Regions from separate parts of the Mus musculus genome. Here region 1 is linked to region 2. Evidence: chromatin loops called from intact Hi-C (ENCODE). Cell type or tissue: gastrocnemius. All regions are shown on one strand. Region 1 has its middle 20 kb from the start of Dnajc27. Region 2 overlaps Efr3b (EFR3 homolog B).

Region 1 (8,000 bases), 54 kb before region 2:
AGAGACCCAGAATGTGCCTGTAGTAAGCAAGGGGTTGAGTGGAACAGCTGCTAGGCTAATGACATCCTCAGGGACCAGGGACAGGCAGGAGATAAAGGGCAAGTTCAGCGCCTGCAGCACCCATACCAGCCTTCATTCCCCTCCTCTCTGTCGTCTCAGTTCTCTGAGTCCCCGCCACCCCTGGTTAAGCTCTCTGGCTCTACTTAACACTGGAAGTGAGGTCCTGCCCTGGCATCCCCTTTGCTCACATTGTATCAAAGTGGGGCTCAGAGGAGGCGGTCAGGATTGCTCTGAATCCTGCCTTGTGGCACAAAGGCGATAAGGAGGCTCTCCTTTCTCCTGGGCTTCACATTCATCATTTGTCATTCCAGGTCGCCTTGGGGCAGGTTTTTGAAACTTAGGTCGGTCCCCTTCAGCATCTTCTTCAACTAACAGTCGACGCCGGAACTGGGAGTAAAGGGAACATAGGCCTGGGTTTGGGGCTTAGTTGATAAAGTGTTTATCTAGTACACAAGAAGCCCTGGGTTGGACCCTGCCTGAGCTGGGCGTGGTGCCTGCAGTTCCAGCACTGAGGAAGTAGAGGGTACAAAGCCATGCTTAGTTGTATGGCAGGTTTGAGGCTAGGCAGGGTTGAGGCTAGTCCGTGTGGGCTATGAGAATCCTTATCTTTTTGTTATTGTTGGTGGGTTTTGGTATTTGTTGTTGTTGTTGTTTGTTTGTTTGTTTTTTGTTTTCTTTTGTTTTCTTTGGTTTGGTTTCTTGAGACAGGGTTGTTCTATGTAGCCTTGGCTGCCCTAGAACTTGAGCTGTAGACCAGGCTCTCCTTGATCTCACAGAGACAGATCTGTCTGCCTCTGCCTTCAGAGTGCTGGGATTAAAGGTGTGAACCACTATCCCCAATGAGATACTATCTTTAAAAAAAAAAGTGTGGTGGTTGTTATGGTGATGGTTGTCATGGTCCTTGTGGTGGTGGTGTCTGCAAGACCTGGAAGGGTGTGGCTTCCTACTGTTGCAGGGTAGAGCTATGACTCCAGGCTACAGGGTGGACTCCAGAAAGAGTCTGAGGAAATAAATTCTCCTTATTTCCTTCCATATGTCTGCATCATTCGGAGGCAGAGTTTCGCCTCTTCCCTAGGGATGAAAACCTGTGGCAATTGTTTGAAAAATGGAGGTCCAAGCTTTGAGGACCTAGAGGAGGAAGGTGGGTGTGACCATCTCCTCACCCCAACACAGAGACCTAAAAGCTCTTACAACCTTCATCTTTGTATCTCTGAAGCAGACATTTGAGGAGACTAGCGGTTTGTCACGGTGTTCCTCACCTTTCTGTGCCTGGACGCCATCTTTTTGCACTGGTTTCCTTGTCAGGTTTACTTCTGCCCAGGGAATTCTGTGCTCCACACACTCCATTTGAGGCAACAACCACATCCCCAGACCTTGAGAGCATGTGCCTTCTTTGTCCTTCCATACTTCCCAACTTTGGTTCTCATGGGACGGTTTCTCTCAACGAATAGTTAGGAGAAAAGCATCTAATTAAACTAATTCAAATTACAGTCATGAAACCCACTCTCTTTAAAGAGCTTGGCTATTTCCCCTCCTAAAAAATTTCCCATGTAGGATGCTCAGCTGGGCTAGCAGGACAGAATCATGTTCTCCCCACTTTCCTCTCTGACAGGGTCTTCATTTAGTCAGATTTACTCTGAAATGTACTTGTAGCTCATAGTCCAGGCTTTTCCTTAACTATTAAAATATCTTCCTACCTCTGCCTCCAAAGTGCTGGGTGATGCTAAAGGCATGCATCATCACAGCCCACCAAAAATATTTAATGGACCGCTGGAACAGAAACAGGTGACAATCCTGGCTCTTCGCCATTCCCAGCATGCCGCCTAAGGCTGTTTTGCTCATCTGGAAGAGACACAGGAGTCATGAAGATGAGCATGGGGCCCCGAATATACTCTCTCCTCTGTCTGAGGCATGCAAGGGACAGCTCAGATAAATGTACTGTCTTCCTGGCTGGCACCAGAGTTCTCGGTAGAGGTGGGGCGTGCTGGAGATGAACTTGGGGTTCTAGAGATGATGTTGGTGCAAGCCTCTGCATGGTTCTCAAGGAGCAAGAAAGAAGCCAGGTAAAGATGTGACGATAGACATTCTTAGCCCTAGAACTAGGGAGGCTGGAGCAGGGAGATCTCTAGATGGAGACCAGCCTGAGATATAAGGCAAAACTATCTCAAAAGCTTAAAATTTTTTATTACATGTATGTATGTATGTATGTATGTATGTATGTATGTATGTACCTATGTATGTGGATACATGTGAGTGCACAAGCAGGCTATAGTGGGATGTAGACAACTTGGAAGAGCCAGTTCAGTTTTTTCCTTCCACAATGTGGGCCCCAGATATTGAACTCAAATTATCAGGCTTAGCAGCAAGTACCTCTAGATATTGAGCCGTTTTCCTGCACCACACCCCCCCCCACATACACACACTACACACACACACACACACACACACACACACACACACACACACACATATATATATACACATACACACACATACACATATATACATACATATATTGTATTAGTCTGGGTTCTCTAGAGTCACAGAACTTATGGAGAGTCTCTATATAGTAAAGGAATTTATTGATGACTTACAGTCTGCAACCCAATTCCCAACAATGGTTCAGTAGTAGCTGTGAATGGAAGTCCAAGGATCTAGCAGTTACTCAGTCTCACACGGCAAGCAGGCGAAGGAGCAAAAGCAAGACTCCCTTCTTCCAATGTCCTTATATTGTCTCCAGCAGAAGGTATAGCCCAGACTAAAGGTGTGTTCCACCACACCTTTAATCCCGAATGACCTTGAATTTGGAGATTTAATCTTCTGGAATCCATAGCCACTATGCCTCAAGATCTCCATACCAAGATCTAGATCAGAAACTTCTATCTCCAAGCCTCCAGATAAGGATGACTGGTGAGCCTTCCAATTCTGGATTGTAGTTCACTCCAAATATAGTCAAGTTGACAACCAGGAATAGCCACTACACACACACACACACACACACACACACACACACACACACACACATATATATGTATGTATATATATATTTTTTTTAAACAAAAGATCAAATGAAAATAAAAATTTTACCCAATTCTGTTTGCTTGCTTAACCAAGAACAGAATGTTCTAGAATGCTTATCTTTATTAAGATTCTGTCAGTTTTAAAGTTAAGAAGGTTGGCATTTGTTGACTTGAGATATTTCCCAAGTGTTTGGGTTTGGAGGTTTAAATAATGTCATTAATTCTGTGGGTTTCTCTGCCCTTAAGTGGGCTTCATTCTCAGACAGGTTCTCACTAGGCCTCAGAGAAGGTGATGTGTGAGCTGAAGCTCAAGGCCAGGAGATGGCAGATGAGGTTGGAAGGTGTGCATATGGGCGTTGGTGGTGTAGACTTTAAGGGGTGCACAGAGAGATAAGCCTGAACTGGCAGGAAGGAACCAGATTGCAGGGTCCAGGGACAGGCTTGTAGATCCCAGTGTGTCCCCGCAGGGTCTGAGCAGAGCGTGAACAAGATCTGTACTCACATAGTGTGTCCCCGCAGGGTTTGAGCAGAGCATGAACAAGTCCAGATCTGTACTCACACAGCTCAGTCTGCAGCAGGCTGAGTGTGGGGAACCCACTTGGAGGCAGGAAGAAGTCAGGAGTCGGCTTCGGGAGAGCACAGGGGGTGAGATGCGATTCCTCAGAGACAATGCTGCCTATGTCAATTAGAAAGAATCATTTGCAGCCTCAGTTCAAGCAAGGATGAAGATGACCACCAAAAGATACACTCCTCACACAGTCTCAGAACCGCTCTGTGGAGAAACACAAAGGGAGAAACTGCACTTCTACAAAGGAAAGATCCAGGGACTGCGCTAAGGAGGAAGCCAAACTCAGCAGTGTGTACAAGCTGATACTGGCTGCCTTCTGAGATGACTCAAAGAAAGATGCATGCATAGGCCTCTTTTCAGAGATCTCAGTCTAAGCATGAGGAAATAACCAGAAATATCCAGAATGCAAGAAGCTGGTTGAAATCCTTTAAAACTTCAGTGTCACGATGAACAAAAAGAAATCAAAACAGAAGCCTGGCGTGGTGGCGCACACCTTTGATCCCAGCACTTGGGAGGCAGAGGCAGGCGGATTTCTGAGTTCGAGGCCAGCCTGGTCTACAAAGTGAATTCCAGGACAGCCAGGGCTACACAGAGAAACCCTGTCTCGGAAAAAGAAAGAAAGAAAGAAAGAAAGAAAGAAAGAAAGAAAGAAAGAAAGAAAGAAAGAAAGGAAGGAAGGAAGGAAGGAAGGAAGGAAGGAAGGAAGGAAGAGAAATAAAAACAAAAGAGTTGGCTCTAAGTAAAAGGAGTGCAGCCGTACAAAATACAGAATACTTGACCAAGAACCAAAACAGCTCTCAAAGACATTCTGAGGACAACTGGAGAATGTAAATATGAGCCAAGTGTTGTGCATAGGTCTTCACTTGTGTTTTCTTTTCAGCAATTAGCTGCTATTGGTTTGTTTATTTGTCTATGTGTGTGTTGTACATGTGTGTTTGCATGTGTATATATATGCTGGAACATGTTCATACATGTGAGCACCTGCATGCACATGTATGGAGACCAGAGGTTGAAGCCTATGTCTTCATCTAATCCTCTTCACTCTAGTTTTTTGTATTTGTTTGATTTTGTATGTATAAATGTTTTGTTTTCATGGATATCTGTGCATCACGTGCATGCCTGGTGCCCACAGAAGTCAGAGGACGATGTTGGATTTCTGAAACCGGAATTACAGGTGGCTGTGAACTGCTGGGTTGCTTCTGGGAATCGAACTTGGGTCCTCTGTAAGAACAAGTGAGGCTAGGCATGCATGCCTGGGCATGACGGAACATCTCTTTAATCCCAGTACTTAGGAGACAGAGGCAAGATGGTCTCTGTGACTTCAAGGCCAGCCTGGACTACAGAGTGAGTTCTAGGACAGCCAGGGCTACACAGAGAAATCCTATCTCAAAAAACAAGCAAGCAAGCAAACAATCCAGAAGTATTCATATCTATCATATATGTACATATGCATACATTGAACATTTCCCTGAAAGTCTAAAAGTAGATTGGCAATATCCCAACATTATTCCTTAGGTCCCTACTACTACCCAAGAATAAAAACAGCCTTGGGCTGTGGAGATGATCCAGTAGGTAACATGCTTGCGTCACAAGCATGAGGATTTGACTAAAAGTCCAGGAGTGAGGCTGGGTAGCTCAGTATTTAAGAAAACGTGTTGTTTGGCTGTCCTGGAACTTGCTCTGTAGACCAGGCTGGCCTCTAACTCACAGAGTTCTACCTGCCTCTGCCTTCCGAGTGCTGGAATTAAAGGGTGTGCCATCACCATCCATCCAGTGACATGGAGGCATATGAGTTGTGTGTATAACACATTGGACAGGTTAGAGTGATCGAATGTTATCGGTGTTTGCATTTGGGTAAACGACACACGGAATTCCTTCCTCATTGTTCTTGTATATCTAGGTTCCGTTAAAGAGAATGGGAAGGAGAAATGACAGACCCAAGACAGCAGCTTGATCCAAGTTCTCAGTCCCAGCTGCTGCAATAGAGCAGCAAGGCCTGGGGCTCAAACAGCAAAGCTCAGAGCTCTGGAGGCTCCAACGTGCAATACCAGCAATGCCAGAACTTTGTCAGGAGTCTCTTGTAGTTATAGATATTGTTGACTATGCACAGTTGTTGCCTTCACATTGCAGAGAAATGACAAGACATTTCTCTGGGGCTCCTTTTATGGGGACACCAATTCCACTCCTGAGGGTCCCATCCTTCTTATCTAACTTCCTCCTAACGCCACGTCACAGAGCAGAGCAGCAGATCAACGTATGAGTTTTGGAGGGACACAGAAGAGAGGAAGGTTAGAGTCAAGAGAAATAAAAGGATACTTGCAATCTGTCCCAATTTGAGATAGTGTTTGGGGATTACCCTAGTTGCTGTCTCACACTGAGCCAAAATACTTGACAAAAGCAAGCTAAGGCAAAGAGAGTGTATCTTGGCTGGGTTTGTTATTATAGTCTACCATGGTGGGCAGGGCATGGTGGCAGGAGCTGGAGGCAGCTAGTTACGTTGTGTCCACAATCAGGAAGCTGAGAGATAAGTGTTGCTGCTCAGCCTGCTGTCACCTCTGTATTCATTCAGTCTGCGACCCCAGCCCAGGGATGGTGCTGCCCAGCTTAACTAAGTTCATGTAAATAACTTCTCACAGACATGACATAATGTTTGTTTCCATGGTGATTTTATTTTTCTTTTTATTTATGTGTGAGTTGGGGAAGGTGCCCTCAGAGGTGCTAGATCCCCTGAATCTAGACTTGCAGGCAGTTGTGAGCCACCCAGCATTTGCTGGGAACTGAACTCAGGTCTTCTGGAAGAGCAATTCCAGGACTTAACTGTTGAGTGATTACTCTAGCCTAATGGTGATTCTAAATGAAGTTGACAATCTCAGTCAACCATCACCTATGTAAAAGACAATTATTAATATTCCGTATATATTAACTACTGCTGGAAATTAATGCTATGGCAGTTATTCTTTAGCCAGCTAGTTCCCCAAATAATCAGAGACCTTGTAGTATTTCAAAGTTTAGGCCTTAACTGGGTAGACTACAAACTAGCTCATCTAAGTTAGCCCAACCACCTAGCCCCTTCCAGCCACGTGGCTAGTTATACCTTCTAGGACGGTAGTCACATCTATTCTGATGTCTTCTGATGAAAGGGCTTTCCCCTTTCTTCTTCCCAGAGTGCCTTTCTCCTTCTTAGTAAGTCCCGCCTATCTCTCTCTACTGCCCAATCACAGACTTTAGCCTTTTATTGACTAATTAACTTGGGGAGCAAGGTTTGCGCAAAAGCTGGTGTATGTGAGAATTCACTCTTGGGGCAACCAGATCTAGGGTTACAGAATTTAGCAGTTGAATGCACAGCAGCACCAAACCAACCCCAGAACCCCAGGACCCACCTGAAGTGAAGTTAGTAAAGATCATATGGCACTTTCATAATGTCATAGTGGCAGAAATCTGTTTGTTTTTACTTTTTATTTATTCTTTATGAACTTCACGTCATGCACCCCAATCCCCACCCATCTCCCCCTCCCTCGTATGTCTTTCACTTTTGCAACCTCCCCAACAGAGAAAAAACATCTCCTTGTGGAATCTATAGTGTGTCACAGTGTGTCCCATAGTAGACCCGCTTCCCACACTTCTTTGCTTGCAAATGTTCCTTGCAATGAGTCATTGGTCTGTCTGTCACAAGGCCTCTGGCTTCTGCTACACCATCAGTACTGGAACCTCACTGGGACTCCTCTGGGATATCCTGTTGTTACCCTGTGTCATGGAGACCCTGCGGCTTTGGATCTTCAGGGCTGGTCCCTTTATCCTCTGTTCAAGGATGGGCTAGATGTTGGGGTAGGCCAACTCAAAGCCCTGTCTGGGATAAGAGGTATCTGAGCTGGTCAGCCTGCTGGATCTCTTGTACCAGAGCAAGCTCTCTTGCTCCTGTCCTGGCTGGTGTATCCAATGTAGCAGAAAAAAAATTTTAAGACTTATTTTATGTATATGAGTACTCTATACATGTCAGAAGAGAGCATCAGATACCATTATGGTTGTGAGCCATCATGTGATTGCTGGATATTAAACTCAGGATCTCTGGAAGAACAGCCAGTGCTCTTAACTGCTGAGCCATCTTCTTTCTCTCCAGCCCTGTAGCAGAAATCGTCACAAGGCTTAATTGACCCCTCTGAGAGGCCAGGAGCTTATCATGCCAAATCAGAACCTAAGGTGCTAGAGTTTGCTTCTGGCTCCACATGTGGCTACAGGGAGGGAAGGGAGCTAGCACCCCGGGGATCTTTCTTGGAAACAAAACGACTGTGCCAGGCATGCTCTGAGGAACCTTTTCTAGGCTTGTGGTCCTGGTCATCTCTCTTTACTAATGT
Region 2 (8,000 bases):
CTGGCCTTTGTGGACACCTGCATGCATGTGGAGACACAAACACACATGCACACACAGAATAAAAAATAGACATTCAGGAAATGTGGGTTTCTTCTACCCTCTCCTACAGTGAATGCTGCCTTTTCTCACAGTATAGTGGAATTCTTCTCTTAAGAAACGTTCAAGCCGGACATGGTGGCACACGCCTTTAATCCCAGTACTCGGGAGACAGAGACAGGTGGATTTCCGAGTTCAAGGCCAGCCTGGTCTACAGAGTGAGTTCCAGGACAGCCAAGGCTATACAGAGAAACCCTGTCTCGAAAAACAAAAAAGAAAAAAGAAAGAAATGTTCAAAATTACTCTACCCCGACACTTTACCACCCCAGCTCCAGTCTCCTCAGCAACCCCGTGTGTGTGCGCGCAACATTTAATGTGTATGAACCTATGTGTTTCATACTCCTTCTGAATATATTCATATTTCTATTTTTTACCTAGCAACAATATGAGGTATTTGCAAGAGAGACCTCAAATCTTTCATTTCTACAAGTCAGCATATTGGAGGAGAGCCCGGCTTTGCCACCATCTGGAATACAAAGATAATTTTACCAACTTCAGAAACTGTAAAGATTCACTGAAAGAAGGCAGAGTGTCCAGCACAGACGAGTTCAGAACACGCCTGCAGTGGCTGCTGGCCACGGTCACCACCCTCCACTGGTGTTTCCCCACAGAGCTTTGCCCTTGACTATCTGAGAGGGCGTGGGTGTCTTCTGGGTCTGGGATAGGCTTTCTCAACAGCTATGTGTGCTTCACATACTGTGTTGGGCTGGTTTTCTGTCAGCGTGACACAGGTTGAAGTCATCTGAGAGAAAAGAACTTCAATTAAGAAAATAGATCGGGCTGTAGACAAGCCTGTAGGGCATTCTCTTAATTAGGGATTGATGGGGGAGGGCCCAGCCCATTGTGGGCGGTACCATACCTGGGTTCTCTAAGAAAGCAGGTTGAGCAAACCACAAGTAGCAAGCCAGTAAGCAGCACCCTCCATGGCCTCTGCATCAGCTCCTGCCTCCAGCTTCCTGCCCTGTTTGAGTTCCTGCCCTGACTTCCTTTGATGATGAACAGTGATATGGAATTGTAAGCCAGTTAAAGTCTTTCCTTCCCACCTTGCTTTTTGGTCATGGTGTTTCATCGCAGTAACCTTAATTAAAACACACCCCAAGCATAAAATATAGAGAGGCTAGAGAGATGGCTCAGTAGCTAGGAGCACTTGTTGCTCTTTCAGAGGGCCGGGGTTTGGTTCCCAGCATCCACAAAGATGCTAACTTCAGTTTCAAGGGATTCTGTGCCCTCTTCTGACTCCATAAGCACCAGGCACACTTTTGGTACACATATATACATGCAAGCAAAACGCTCATATACATAGAATAAATACATCTTGTTGTTGTTGTTGTTGGAGACAGGATTTCTCTGGGTAGCCCTGGCTTTCCTGCCAGGAACTCACTCTGTAGACCAGGCTGGCCTCAAACTCAGCGATCCACCTGCCTCTGCCTCCTAGGTGCTGGGGAGTGACACGGGCCACCACTGCCTGGATGAATAAGTACAAATTTATAAATAAATAAGTAAAACCAAGACTAGAAATCTGTAGTGCTATTTCATTTACCTCTCTCCTGACGTCTTCCAAGCTGGGAAAGAAACTGTGTGTTAGTGTGTGAGAGCACGTGCAGGTGGAGGCCAGAGGTTGCTACTGGGTTTATTCTGGGACAGGACCTCTCAGAACTAGTTCTCTCACTGAACCTAGAGTTCACCCATTGGCTGTACTGGCGGGGCAGCAAGCTGCAGGGATCTGCCTATGTCTGCCCCTTCTACTCTGGGGTTACAGACATAGGATACAACCCTCAGCTTTTGAGTTGTTGAGTTGTTTGGGATCAGCGCACAGCAAGCCCTGTATTGGCTGTGACTTCTCCCCAACCCTAGAAATGTTAATAATAATTACTTGTGTTGTGCTCTGGATGCAAGCTGAGAAAACTCACTTCAGAGACAGAAGCCTAAAAATGAAAGCTTTATTTTCTTCTCCAATAGGGAGGCAGCCAGTTCAGGATCTGAACCAAGTCCCTGAAGGGAGATTATGCAACATTTTAATAGGATGGGGGCACAGGGGGGACAGGGTGGGCTGTTGCATTGACCAAACATATTTTGACACAAGGGGTTAAACAAAGAAGTTAACGTTGGTGACGGGACCTTATCCATGTCATCTGGTTTCAGGGTCCTTGAGTCAGCTTTTGAGTCAGGTCCCCTCCTGGACTCTGGTCAGAATTTAGAATGATAAGGGAACAAAGGACTGGGCAGTCAGCCGGTAGCCAATTAAGTCAAGACAGGCCATACATTTATTATATGTGTGCCTTAGTTTAAATAACGGGATAACACCACCTTCCCTCTTCACATCCTTCCCTGGTTAACACACAAACATAAAACAACTGAGAAGCAGTTTAGACGTTGGTTACGGAACTTGGGAACATAAACTTGGTTTTGACCCTGTCAGAAAGAGGGGGCTGTTCCTGCGGTGACTGGATGAAGGCAACTGTCCCCTATCACTTGAAACTGAGGGTGTAACCAAGTTAATAGAATGCTTATCTAGCATGCGTGGAACCTTGGCTGTGTATCCATGGCCCACTCGTTCAGTACTGCAGAGCCTTGCCTTGCCTGGGATAGTGCTGCAGAGCCTTGCCTGGGATAGTGTGTGCCTATAATCCAAGTACTTGAGAGGTGGAAGGAAGAGGGCCAGAAATTCAAAGCCATCCTTAACTATATGGGGGAGTTCGAGGCCAGCCTGGGCTAGAGACTCCGCCGCTGATGGTGGCGGTGGTAGTGACAGAAAAATGACTCAGTGACTGAAGAAGGGCACTTGTACTTAGAGAGGACCTAGGATTCTGGCCTCTGCAAGCACCAGGTACACATGTGTACATAAAGGCAAAACACTCATACACATAAATAAAAATAAATCTAAATAATAATCAGTTGTCACATGCCACATGGTTGGTGGTGTGGTCGTGGTGCTGGTGATGAAGGCTGTGGTAAACTGAGTGTTTAGCTTGTGGCAGAAACAGCTAAGACCTTTGCTTGTTTCCAGTTAATCTCTGTTAAAGCCCAAGAACAGATCTCCTCAGTCCCATGTCACTGCTGCCTAGACCGAGGCACACATGGCTCAGATACCTTGCCTCAGTCTATATACCTTGTTAGAGCTAGGACTGGGGTTCAAAAACCAAGCTATCAGGACCCTGGACATGGTGATATAATTATTTCCTACTGTCTGTGGTCCCGTGAGTCAGTCAATCGGAAGAGATTGTGTTTGGTTTTATTTGTTATCTGTTTGGAACGTGGTCCTAAAACCCTCAGGGGAAGCCCACAGGTAGTAAAGAATTGAAGTCCGGACACTAAATCAATCAGACACATTTCTTTTCAAACTCCTGTTCTCAATTAAGGTGGCAATCTGATTAGCCCAGAGAGATTGGCTGGAAAGCGGTGAGCATCTTGGAGGCTCTGGAGCGTGAAAGGTCAGCCCGCTACTGCCAGCTCCTGGACTGTCTGCCTCCCTGAAGAGAATTCAGCTGCCGCAGAATTCTTTTTTCAGTGGAGACTGTCTAGAAGCCAGTTCCTGACTCCTTCCCCAGGTCCGTTTTCACCCGAATCTTCTCTTACTCTTCTCCATCTCTAATCTTCCAGGGTAAGAGACAGGTGCTGGCGACCGCCGTTGTGCCCGCTCCCCCCACCCCCCACAACAGTACACCTGTCCCGCAGCCACAGGATACCATCAATGTCCTAATCACCGACTGGGCAGACGCAGGTTGCGCCCGTGTGGCTCTCTGGTTTTAATTACCCAGGGCAAATGGCTGCCTCACTCTGAGCAGTGAGAAATCAGGAACAAGAAGGAAGGATTAAATAAGTCAGCACTTGGTCAAGAGACTGAATAACAAGCAGCCATTAGAGTTCCAGGGAAGGATACGTACTGAGAAGGTGAGGGCATGTCTGACACAAGATGAAAGTAAGCTTTGACAGTGCCCTGTGGGATCCAAATTTCAAGCATGTGTTTTAAACATTTGAAAACAAGGAAACAGACAGAGAGCAAATGCCCCTCCCCATGTCCATCACGATTTCTGAACAATGTGATTACAGTATTTTACTTTATAAATTTGTCTCTGAGCATGATGCCTTTTAAAAATAGAAACAAGGGACCAGGAGATTATGGATCTCCTCCCTGGTCAGTGGCTTGAGTTTCCATTAGGTGTCCTACCTGTCACGAGCCAATTCAAGTCTTGCCTCTTTAGGTGCTTTTCTGGGTTTATCCAACTCTCATAGCTTCAGCTTGATGGACCCCCTTGAACTCACTGGGCCACACCAGCAACTCTGGGGGGGGGGTGAAGGGGTCCTCTCTAACCCAACTAAAGGACAGGATCCTTGATGGCAGCCTGTGTTTATATTTAACTTCCTTCTCCTGGCCAAATGGTTCAGCAACACTGTACAGCTGCTGGAGTTTAAGCAGTGTCCATTGAACACAAGCTGGGTCCTTGTGGGACGCACTGCATGGGGGTGACCCGCCTTTCTCTCTGAACTTTGTCCCATTTCCTCCAATTCATCTAAAAGGGCCGTCTGTGCCATTAGCCCTGAGTTAGACTTTATTGTGAATTGTTTGGTTGTTTTTTAAAATTCCATTTACTTTGGTAGGGACGAACAAGTCTAGCCTTTGTTTTTACAGGGAGATTATAGAAGAAAATAAATATGGGCTATTTTGAGTAAAAAGGCTTTGTGTATGTGTGAATGGGGATGATGGAGCTGATGTTTTTAAGACAGAAAATAAGAGCCAAGAGGAGAGGACTTCCTTGGGTCTCATGCTGATCAAAAGCAGGTGAAAGCAGGCACACTCATGTCAGTAAGCCTTCAGGCCTGTTGGGCTCAGAATACTGTACAGAGGTCAAGGTTGCAGGACACGAGACCTGGACAATTTAGTTGCTTTAGAGGAAGAAAAGATGAATCACTGAAATAACAGCCTGAGCTCTGCCTGGAAGACTCAGTGCAAAGTATGCCTTCTCGCAGACTCCAGCTGGCAGAGAGAGGCGTTAGGGAAGGAGGGCCAGCCTGGGCCAGGCCCTGAGTCAGGGTGGGCAGAGAGGAAGGAATGACTGCTGGCAGAGAGAGGCGTTAGGGAAGGAGGGCCAGCCTGGGCCAGGCCCTGAATCAGGGTGCTTATTGCTGCTGGTCACCACCCACACCAGCTGGTACCCAGGATCCCTGTCACCTCATTTGCTGCATGTCCCACCCTCTGTCCCTTTTGCTCTCTGCCATTGGCCTGAGCCTTCTGAGGTAGAGAATTAAGCAAGTGTCTGAATTCAGTGGAGGATGGCTGAGGAATAGGGTGACACCCCAGCCCCACCCCCCTTGAATGGGCTTCCCTGGTCAAGTGCTAAGTGCAAGGGTTGAGATTTTTGATGCAGAAATGGAGCCATGCTAACTCTTCAACTGGGAGTAAACTAAACCAGAGTTGCCTTAATGCTCCCTCCTTCAGAAATGGATGAGAAGAAGACGACTGGCCAGTGGCTGGACAGACAGGAGAGAGCCACGCATCAGGTTTAAACCCAGCGTCAGAGAACAATGCAGAATGAGCCTGGGGAGCCGTTGAGGATGCATTCCAGTTATAGCAGTGAGGGGGCTAGGGAGCCTCCTGCCAGAGTCATACACACGCTGTGAGCTCTTGGGCAGTTTGAGCTCTCAGACCCTGCCTCTATCTTCCCGGGTCTCGACAGGCTCTGTGTGAAATACTTATGAAATCTTGGCCTAGTTTTTAACCCAAAGCAGTCAGTAAACCCTGGGGTTTGTTGGATGTTAAAGATGAGCCTAAGGGAGCCAGAGGCAGCAAGGCAAGAAGACAAGAAATTCAAAGGAGACTGCCTGCCTTGTGTTTTGGAGGACCTGCAGGTCATATGGACTGGGAAGAAGGTGTCACCAGAGAAGGCCTAGATTTTTGAAAAGTTTGCAATGTTTAGCAATGCTTAGGATTGGGATATTGTTTTTATCTTCCACTTGTCACAGGCAGTTCTGGCCAAAGGGACAGATTGGTCAAGAACACAGGGTGGGGGCAGGCAGGAGAAAAGGCTGCAGTGGGCAGAAGTTGGCAAGGCTGAGAATCCCAGCACTGAGACCAGATGATGCTGCCAGTAACCCCGGGCTGTTCGCCATCAGATCTACAACAGCCAGAGCTGGGCCCGTGCTCTCACCGTGACTGCACACCAGACCCTCAGGAAAGGGTCATCTGGTGAGATGGCTCTGGACATGCAGAGGCCAGGGAGGAGGCCAGGGTGTGCAGTGTGTGCTGTGCCGGAAGGAGTACCCCAACCCCTGGCCACCGTCTCCAGCATGCCTGCTTCATCATGTCCTCGAGAAATGAGCTCAGTGCCCACCCCCCACCACACACCATGGGTGGGAATCATCTATGCACATGTCCTGTGAGGAGCCCTTGCATCGGGCCTGAGGAATCCTAGGGGAGGAAGGAGGAGGGGACCAGGGCAGTCTGGCCATGTTTAATTTTCAAGTTGTTGGGTGCTACTGAAGCCTTGTTAACTGGGTATTTCTGTTAACTTTTTGTTAATCATTTGATTTTTGATTATCCATTGATATAACAGGAAGTTGGCCAGGCTACTTTTCCTTCATTTTCCTTAAAATAGGTGGAGCAATTCTCTCTCAGAAATAAAATAGATCAGAATTAAAAGGTACATTATAGGCGAGTGACTGAGAGTTAATCTCCACCTGCTTCTGTGTGCAAACATTAAGAATCAATGCTCTTGGGAGCAAGGTTAAAGGAACATAGACATGCCTATTGAATTTTCGTTCTGATGACTGTTTCCAGTTGCTTCTTAATGCTTTCCTTGGTTTTTCCCTGGCAGGGTTACGTCTCCTTTAAATTCACCTGCTCTGAATCTGGTAGAAAACTCAGTGCAGGCTTTCCAGCACTTGCTATACCTGCTTTGGCTTCCAGAGGTCAAGCCTCAGCCCAGAATCCCCAGCTCTTTGCCTAAGGGATTGCCCGGGAAGTATGGCTGCTATATAGGGCTTTCTGCTCTACGGCTGAGATTCCAGAAAAATCTCTCTCGCTTCTGATTATGACTGTTTGCTTTCTAAAAGGGAGCAGATAATAAGATGCTCATGCATCCAGCCCTGGGCTGTGTCCTGATGACTCCTCTGTTGGGCTACACTGAGCTACACAGCTCTAGAGTTATCAATATGGCGAACTACTTACAACGGACAAAACTTTGACCACGCCTTTCCTCCCTCTTAACCCATGTTATTCCTTTCACATCCCCACCCTGAAAAGGTTTAAAAACAAACAAAACTCTAGCTCCCAACAGAACAGGATGGGTTTCAGACACCTGCGAGCTGGTTTCTTCATATAAACACCCTAACACCCAAATGTCTAGAAGGTTCTACTGAACGGGATTTTGAGGTCTTTGTGTGGGAATTCCCACTAATGCTGGTCATTCTTTTCTCAGTGACCCCTAGCCTTCCCGGGGAACATTTGCATTTCAAGAGGAGGGCGTGTACAAACAGAACTCCTCTGTAATTGGTGGATGGACGGGGCACTTGGTTTTCTTCTGGGATGGACTTTCCCAGGCTCCTCTGTGAACGCTCCTCCCGTCCACTTTCTGCACAACCCCCACTCTCCCAGCACAAAGGAGCTGGGATGCAGCAGAGGAAGGCCCTGCCCGGGAAGAAGGCTAATGAGGACAGTTTCCAGAAGTTTCTATTTCCTTGACCCATTAAGTTTCTAATGCTGGAGGGTTTTTTTTTAACCAGTCTTATTGTTGATTTCCAAACAGCATCATTTCCTAGCCTTGGAGATCCTGAACAGAGTCATTTGGGGCTTCTTTTTTAAATAAATGTAGCTTTGTAAAATCCTGCTATATTGTTCTTAGTTTTCCATTCCCCCAGTGACTGACAAAAAACCTTGGACCAGGAAAGGGCTGGGACGGAGAACTAGC

The links. Peaks named below come from ENCODE experiments on the same cell type or tissue, not always from the same donor. Only the 100,000 strongest peaks of a DNase experiment are listed, where the experiment ranks them.
Region 1: it touches region 2 in a loop (1.8-fold over the local background); 2 of 42 quality-filtered maps call a loop at or near these places.

What each region holds. Positions count from the first base shown.
Region 1 is chr12:4,058,644-4,066,643 of GRCm38, reverse strand. No RefSeq gene overlaps it. Among named protein-coding and RNA genes, the nearest start is that of Dnajc27, 20 kb to the left of the region's middle. In gastrocnemius, no CTCF peak of the experiment used is centred here; no DNase peak of the experiment used is centred here; H3K27ac peaks cover 635 bases.
Region 2 is chr12:4,004,515-4,012,514 of GRCm38, reverse strand. All of the region lies in intron 1 of Efr3b (EFR3 homolog B), which reads left to right. Among named protein-coding and RNA genes, the nearest start is that of Efr3b, 30 kb to the left of the region's middle. In gastrocnemius, a CTCF peak has its summit at 3,556; DNase peaks (open chromatin) are centred at 3,547, 4,486, 5,167 and 6,186; H3K4me3 peaks cover 930 bases; H3K27ac peaks cover 5,522 bases.